Regions from separate parts of the Homo sapiens genome. Here all the other regions are linked to region 2. A link is an interaction called in ENCODE POLR2A ChIA-PET data of the cell type or tissue named here. Cell type or tissue: CD4-positive, alpha-beta T cell. All regions are shown on one strand. Region 1 has its middle 330 kb from the start of ACVR2A. Region 2 has its middle 180 kb from the start of ACVR2A. Region 3 has its middle 340 kb from the start of ACVR2A.

Region 1 (2,500 bases), 150 kb after region 2:
ATTATGCTTTTGCCTTTCCTCACTTAGCTGAAGCTTTGACGGCCCTAAATTTCCTAAAGGCCTTGTTAAGAAAAATAAAATTAGAATTTAATTATATGAGTATACTACATATATATTATCTTTTAGGCTCTAGGGAATACCACACATTTATGTGGATTCATTCACTCATTCATCTACTTTTATTGGGCCCCCAGTCTGTCCCAGGCACACTGCTAGGTACCAGAGTTGTTATTTACATAGCAGCTGCAAGGAATTGAGACTTGTGGTGGCCATTTTTGATGCAGTTGTATCTCATTGAATCACCAGTATCTCTGTTCTAGCACTGGAGCTAACATTGAGAGCCTAGACTGAGACCAGTCTTGTTCTCAAAGGGCTTGCCATCTGGCTGGAAGGAGAAGAAAGATTGGCCTGCAAGCTTCACAGGTGCTGTAAGAATAATATAATGACCTGCACAGTAATCACACTAGTGGTAAGAATAATGAGAATAGATAACACTGATGTTTTTGTGATGTGCCAGGTTATTAGTGATCTAAATAGATTATAGTATTTAAAATTCTCATGAACCTAACAAAAGAGATGCCAATGTTATGTCCACTTTACAGATGAGAAAACAGGCACAGAAGTGAACTAGCCTGCTCGAGGACATATAAGTAGTGAGGAGCAGCACTGTTCTGTCTGGCTCCAGAACCTGCCCACATGAGCAATTCTCTGTGCTGCACACAGAAACTCCATTTGAAACAATGTCACCAACCGCAGCTTTATATACATAAAGCCATTCAGTTTTATAGAAGGATTTTGCAAAATATTTCTGTAAATAGCAAATGCTCTTGACACATTCAAAAGAAGGTTCAGTTGGCAAAAGATTGATTTATGCTTTTGTCTTCAGGAACGTATCTATTTCGTAGTGGAAATTTCACCTAGTTATGTGGATATAAAATTTTAATCAGCTTACATATATAGCAGAGGAAGGTAAAAGCAATACAGTAGATACCCTTTCCTTCTAGTCTACCCATGAAGACATTTTTGACAGGTGTTTTTTAATACAGAAAAATAATACAGAAGAAAACTGAAATGTAAACTATGCCACAATTACAGATAATCCTTATTGACTTTGAACCTTAATCATATGGATCTATTACTTTTATTTTTTAAAAAGTACAGAAAGGTATAAAATGAAAAATAAAATCTGTCTTTTCCACCTTAACCCCCTAATATGGATAAGAATTTCTGGAGTATCCTCGAGGAAACTGATGTGGAATTGAATACCTTTTGAAGGGGCTAGAAGGAGTGAAAAGACACTTTCTTTGTGTGCTGAGTCCCCTCCAGAAGGTACGAGTCACAAAAATAAATATTACTTTATTTTCAGGCATTAAGTGTGGGGTGTCGGTAGGAAAGAAGATTGTCAAAGAGAGAATCGTTAACCATTGAGTCTCCTGTTTCTTTCTCAAGTGTCTCCACCTGCATCCCCTTTTGTGTCCTCATGAGTCTTCCATGACCCAGGCATGGCTCACTCACTTCCATCCGGACCAAACATGACTTATATGCTTTCAGTAGCCCCCCAACCCAGTTTCCTCATTTTTATCCTTACAACTCTGAGAAGATGATCTACACTAAAATCCAATGCAGACTCTCCTTTCTACTCATACTCCTTCCTGTTCTCTCTTCTTTCCTCTTTCTGTCCCTATTCCTCCGTTCCACTTTCTATCTGTCTCGGTCTCTTCCTCTATCTCTTTAAGCATCTCTGTGCATTTCCACTCAAGTTTAGACCCTTGCCATTGCCACTTTTTCTGCCCACAAATGGGTGCATTTGATGGTACATAGTGATGGTGTTTGAGTGCATGTGTCTTTCTAAAATAGTCTATGGCTTGCCTGATTCTGTTTAAGTCCTTAACAGCATATACAAATCCTTTGTGGGAGATATCTGGAGTCAAACGAGTCCTCACTCTCATCCTACAGGCCATCACTGAGTGCTTCTTTCATCAATACACCATTGCTAGGCGTGAAATGGGCTATTTTGGATTTTAAGAACCAAATGTAAATGTGCTTAATGAGCCTCGAGGGAGCTGTGGCATGGCCAGGGAAAAAAGGCTTTTAGCAGCAGATGCAGACAAAAGTATTGGATTTCAGTCTCTGGGTCTCCTGAAAAGTCAAAGACAAAGAAAATGGAGATCCTGGCCGCTGATGGGGTAGGAGTCAGTCAAAACCTAAAACCCTGAGCAACTGGAGTCTCTTGACAGTTTTCTCTGGTAAAGAATTCAATAAACGGTGGGGGCACATATGGAGTGTAATTATTTATTATAGTAGTGCAAAGCCCCTGGTACTGTTGGGTATTCCTTAAAAGAGCTCAAGGAAACCAGCAATGGGAAGGAAGTCTCTGCAGCAGTTTTAAGGTTCTGAGAAGTCATTTTTAACATTTTTTTAGATGTAACTTGAAAAACTCATCTGAGTATTCAAAATCTGCCTGAAATCTCCTTTTGGCTCTGTCAAAACAACATTCTTT
Region 2 (2,500 bases):
GTCAACCTAGCCAAGGCCATGCTAGACCAGCCTATAGCCAGCCAAGCCCCAGACATGTGACACAACCCAGCCATGGTCAGCAGATCCACCTGACAACCTCCAATAGGCAAGCACTAAGCACTTATTTTGCATGTGATTATTTGTTAGTCAGTGTTATTATGGAAATGTAGAACTGAAACACTACCCAAATAGATTGCTCCTTGAGGGCAGGACCACATCTTTTCTACGGTTTTTTTTTTTTTTTTTTTTTTACCAGTGTTCAATAAATAACTAGTAATTGATAGATATAGATTAATAGATACTGTCAAGGATTTTAATACAGGTTGAGCATCCCTAATCTGAAAATTTGAAATCCAAAATTCTCCGAAATTTGAAAATTTGTGAACGTCAACATGATATCACAATTGGAAAAATCCCACACCTGACCTCAGGTATACAAGCTTTGTTTCATGCAAAAAATTATTAAGAATATTGTATGACATTATCTTCAAGCTGCACGTATTAGGTGTATATGAAACAAATGAATTTCATCTTTAGACTTGGGTCCCCATTTTCAAGATATGTCATTATGTATATGCAAACATTCCAAAATTTGAAAAAAATTAAAAATCTGAAAAACTTTTGGTCCCAAGCATGTCATATAAGGGATGCTGAGCCTGTACTATAAACATAGTCATGAAAAATGGGAACTTTCTTGAACTAACGCTGATGACTTTTCTAAAACTTTTCAGCAAGGGGGGAAAGAAAGCCCCAGAGGCAGCCCCTGAAAGGGAGAAAGTGAGGAGGCTGGGTGGGTTGCTCTGTAGGTTTTCTGTATGAAAGCGAAGCCTCTCCCTACCCCACCTCCCTGGGCTCTGGTGAGTTTTAGGATACCTTGCTGGGTGACACAGTCCTCTTTAAAGAGGAGCTGACAGAGGACAAACACCCAGTACACCTTCTGGAGTCTAAATCTCATTTGACAGTTTTTCTAGAATGCCTGTCTTTCCTAGTAAAGCTTGCTCTGACAAATGCTAAGTAGACTGCCAGAGAAAATCGCTGAGCTTTGTGGATGTTGGTCAGGTGGGTCAGAGTTGATGGCATTGTGTCATAGTCATTTTCCATCATCAAAGGAGTGAGGAAGTACTGCTCAAAAGATCCATTTTGCTCTGTCTTGCGTAGCTATGCTTTAGAATGCTGCTAGAAATCTAAGAAGGGCTGTTAGTCTCTGTTCAGATCTCTAGGAAAACTTTCTGAGATTGTGAAGAGGTACTGAACATCTAAGTCCTTTCTTAAGACAGTAAGTCAAGGTGATATACAGATGCTGAGAAAGGCACACACAAGCAGATGTGAGGAATATCAGTTTCACTTTGTAGTCAGCACAGTGCTGTGCTCTGAAGAAGGAAGTCATATACCAAAGCCCACATAGGGAATCCCTGTCGTTATGATGGGAATCTTCCCTAATGAATCAGAGGTGGAAAGTGGCTTTGTAGTCACATTGCCTGGATTTGAGAGTCCAGCTTTGTTATTTACCTGCTGCATGATCTCAAGCAGGAAAACTTAGTTGATGAGCTTAGTTTCCTGTCTTGTAAGATGGAAGTGATAATAGTGCCAACCTCACAGAGTTGTGGTGAGGACTATGTGAGACAAAATATGAAAGGTTTTTGATGAAGCACTGAGTGCATAATGAGATCTGGGTAAATGGTGGCTGAGTGATTTCTGTAGTCCGTGTTGATCCTTAAGAGCCAGGTAGTAAGCAATAATAGTCGAGCTTGTCCTATGAGGGAATGGCTGGTAGGATGCTGTATTGACAAAAGATGAATCTTTAGGGGAAATTAAATTTCTGCTTGTTCCGCTATCAGGCTTGCACTGACTGTAGATAATGCCATAGTGAAACTGAATTGTCCTGAGAGTCCTTTATGCTCACCTATCCCTGTTCTCTCAAGGCTGAACCACAGTCTACTGAAGAACAAATTTGTTCAACTGTAGTAGCTGCGTGGCACATTCACTGCTCCAGGATAACCATTCATTCAATTGGCTAGAGTCTGGGCATGATGGTAAACTTTGGATGATGTAGAGGCTGAGAATTTCAAGGCTAGTGGTCACTGATGACCATTACCATGGTTTTAATAAGTATGTGTCTATATAGTGTGTGTATGTGTGTTCATGAGAAGGGTATCTGGCTTTTACTCCTCCTTTAGTTGTTCAGTCTTTCAGCAAATATTTACTGACTGTGCCCACTGTATGCTAGGCACTGTGCTCTAAGTGTAAGTAGTGTAGACATGCTCTTACTGTTATCTGCAAGTAGATTCATTTCTTAATCCTTCTCTGCAAATTCTATTTCCAGGTACCCTTGTCAATTGGCTTCTTGGTATATTTGACTAATAAGAGACACTAGAAGGAGATAATAGAGCAGGAGGAAGAGGAGGAGCAATGGTATTTCTTACTGTGTCCCCCACCTACCACTTTGGGAAGTGGCTACATCTTCTCTGTGTTCCAGCTCCCATGGTAGCTTCTGCCGTGA
Region 3 (2,500 bases), 160 kb after region 2:
CTACAACATTGCTTTATACATGATAGGTCCATAATAAATGTATGTTGATTTGTAACAGTTTACATTTTGTGTATAAAACTCTCCTGTTTTTCCTTCTTACGCTTCATCTGTTTCTTCACAGTGCTAATGCTTAGTAGGTTTATTCTATAACATTTATTTCATAAACAATTATTATTAAATAGTTTCATGTTTTGGATTTCTTGGTTCCTGGGGGATGGGCCGCTAGAAACTTGCTCTTCTAAATGTGGCCCATAGAGGAGCAGCATGAGCATCCCATGGGAGCTGCCTCGGCGTACAGAATGGTGGGCCCTACCCCAGGCCTGCAGAGCCAGAGTCTGTGTTATCACAGGATTCCCGAGTGATCTGCATGTATCTTACAGTTTGGGAAGCACTGCTCTATAGTCATTTTTTGAAATTCTTTCCTTTTTGGAACTCTTTATTTTTGTAGTCTTTACTTCTTCATCAGAACCGCATTCTGGCTCCTGCGGAGTCATGTTGGTACTTCCAGGACCTATTGCCCCTTGACAAAGTTTGATATATCTGATTTTGTAAAATGGCAAGTGTGGCTGAGTTCATTCTACTGAGATTCTTCATGTCAATATAAAAAAAAACATCTATAATATATTCATCTTATAATCACACAAATAAACCAACGCTGATATTAAAAAAAATTATGTTGCATAGGACCCCAAGGGTTTATGTTTGGTATGACTTAGAAATTCTCAGATGTGTGTCTGCTTTATTGCTGGTTTCTCTCCCACTGACATGTAATTTGCAAAACCACAAGTTTATGATGTGAAGAGTGTGTCAAAAGCAGGAGAGAAAGGAAAAGTTCCCCTGAAGAGTTGAGTTCCAAATAGAAGAAGATGCAGAAATATTGGGGGAGACAAATCTAGCAATGCATGCACCTTCTGTTCTCACTGCTTTTTATATAAGAGCATTTGGCTCCATTTCCTGTGGACACTAAGACTGCCAGGTTTTTGCTTATTCAATTGACTTTTATTGTTTTGATTCAAGCTTTTAAAATATTTGCAACCTAAGAAGAGCTTATGTAATTCTGGGTACTGATAGATGAGTGTAAAGATCTTTGGAAAACAGTTTGTTAGAAATGATAGATTAAGTGTCTTACCCTCATTTTTATTATTTCTTTTGGGACTTTATTTTACATTATCACTATATGAATAATAACTGCTGCACTTACTTTTAAGAAAATGGAGAAAATTATATTTTTTCCAAAATTGTTGCATAGGATTCTAGGTCCTAACAGAAATCCAACTGTAGATGTATCTTGGCAATGTCCAACATGGCTGGCCTTTTTACTTTACTAGTATCATTTGCTTTCAAAAAAGGAGCAGAATTTCTTCTTATTGGATTAAAATTTGTCTTGAAAGTAAAAGCAAATTATGCTGAGCATAGAATTTCAAACCTGAGTGAAAAACATCTGAACGCTGGGTGTTCATCTTTCTAACAAGCTTACCAGATGGATGGGAAGTGGTGTTTGCTGTGTATTTCCTCAACATATCAATATGTGAGGATGTGGTACAAAATATGGTTTTCCTGCAAATGAGCAAAACCATGCCAGAGGAGTATAAGCAATGTGTTTGTACTCTGAAAGAACTTTAGAAATTGGAAGGCCACTATTGACTTAAAACCTGCCCAGTGCTTTTTACTCGTCAAATTCTTAGAACTGATGTGATCGGGGTTGAAAAGATACAATTGTTTCTGCTATTCATCTAACTATTTCGAGAGCACTTAAAGGGTTCTTTCAGTCAAGAAACACAAGGAGAACTGAAAAGCTATCTGCATTCATGGCCTTTGAATTAAAAAAAAAAAAAGAAAGAAACTGTAAATTTAGGCCACCAAAAAAAGCAGTGCGTGTCAAGGGATTTTTCCAGTGTTTTAGTGTGTGTGTTTATGACCAATGAGCTTTCTTTGGCTGTCAATCAGTTAAGAATTAGGCCACAGTCATGGATCAATGGTCAATTGGCATTATTTGAGAACAGTTATGGAATTAGTCATAGCAGTGATGCAATGATCTCTGATCATTGGAGCTGTTAGGAAGGGGGAAATGGCTAATCGGCTTCTAAGATCCTATGAACTGTCTATTTCTTTTTTAGGAAAGTAAAACTGCCTTGGCTTTTGTCTTAAATTCTTAGTGCTAGTCCAAAACCTTTATTCTTTCTTTGTTAATTATTGTTTCTCAGTGGCTCTCGTTCTTATGGTATTGATCATGTGTTGCCTACATTTCCTGGAAAAATAATAATAACTTCTCCAAGCCAAGTGAAAGTTATCTTATCATCCCAAAGAGAATAATGAAGTGGCTGAAATGTTGAAAGATTCATGTTCTTACAGGTCAAAATTAGACACTTATAGTCACCATATTGCTACTAGTGACCTATAAAATTTAATCCATGCCTGGGGCTGAGAAAATCAGATACCTTGAATGCTCATTGTATTCTTGGTCATAAGTTTCCATCATCTTGCTGCCTCTAGGATGGAA

Evidence for each region. Peaks named below come from ENCODE experiments on the same cell type or tissue, not always from the same donor. Only the 100,000 strongest peaks of a DNase experiment are listed, where the experiment ranks them.
Region 1: POLR2A ChIA-PET joins it to region 2 with 5 read pairs; 3 of 35 experiments call an interaction of 5 or more read pairs at or near these places.
Region 3: POLR2A ChIA-PET joins it to region 2 with 7 read pairs; 3 of 35 experiments call an interaction of 5 or more read pairs at or near these places.

Annotation. Positions count from the first base shown.
Region 1 is chr2:147,512,000-147,514,499 of GRCh38, reverse strand. No RefSeq gene overlaps it. Among named protein-coding and RNA genes, the nearest start is that of ACVR2A, 330 kb to the left of the region's middle. In CD4-positive, alpha-beta T cell, no CTCF peak of the experiment used is centred here; no DNase peak of the experiment used is centred here.
Region 2 is chr2:147,662,729-147,665,228 of GRCh38, reverse strand. No RefSeq gene overlaps it. Among named protein-coding and RNA genes, the nearest start is that of ACVR2A, 180 kb to the left of the region's middle. In CD4-positive, alpha-beta T cell, no CTCF peak of the experiment used is centred here; DNase peaks (open chromatin) are centred at 1,148 and 1,498; H3K4me3 peaks cover 1,167 bases; H3K27ac peaks cover 1,951 bases.
Region 3 is chr2:147,499,471-147,501,970 of GRCh38, reverse strand. No RefSeq gene overlaps it. Among named protein-coding and RNA genes, the nearest start is that of ACVR2A, 340 kb to the left of the region's middle. In CD4-positive, alpha-beta T cell, no CTCF peak of the experiment used is centred here; no DNase peak of the experiment used is centred here.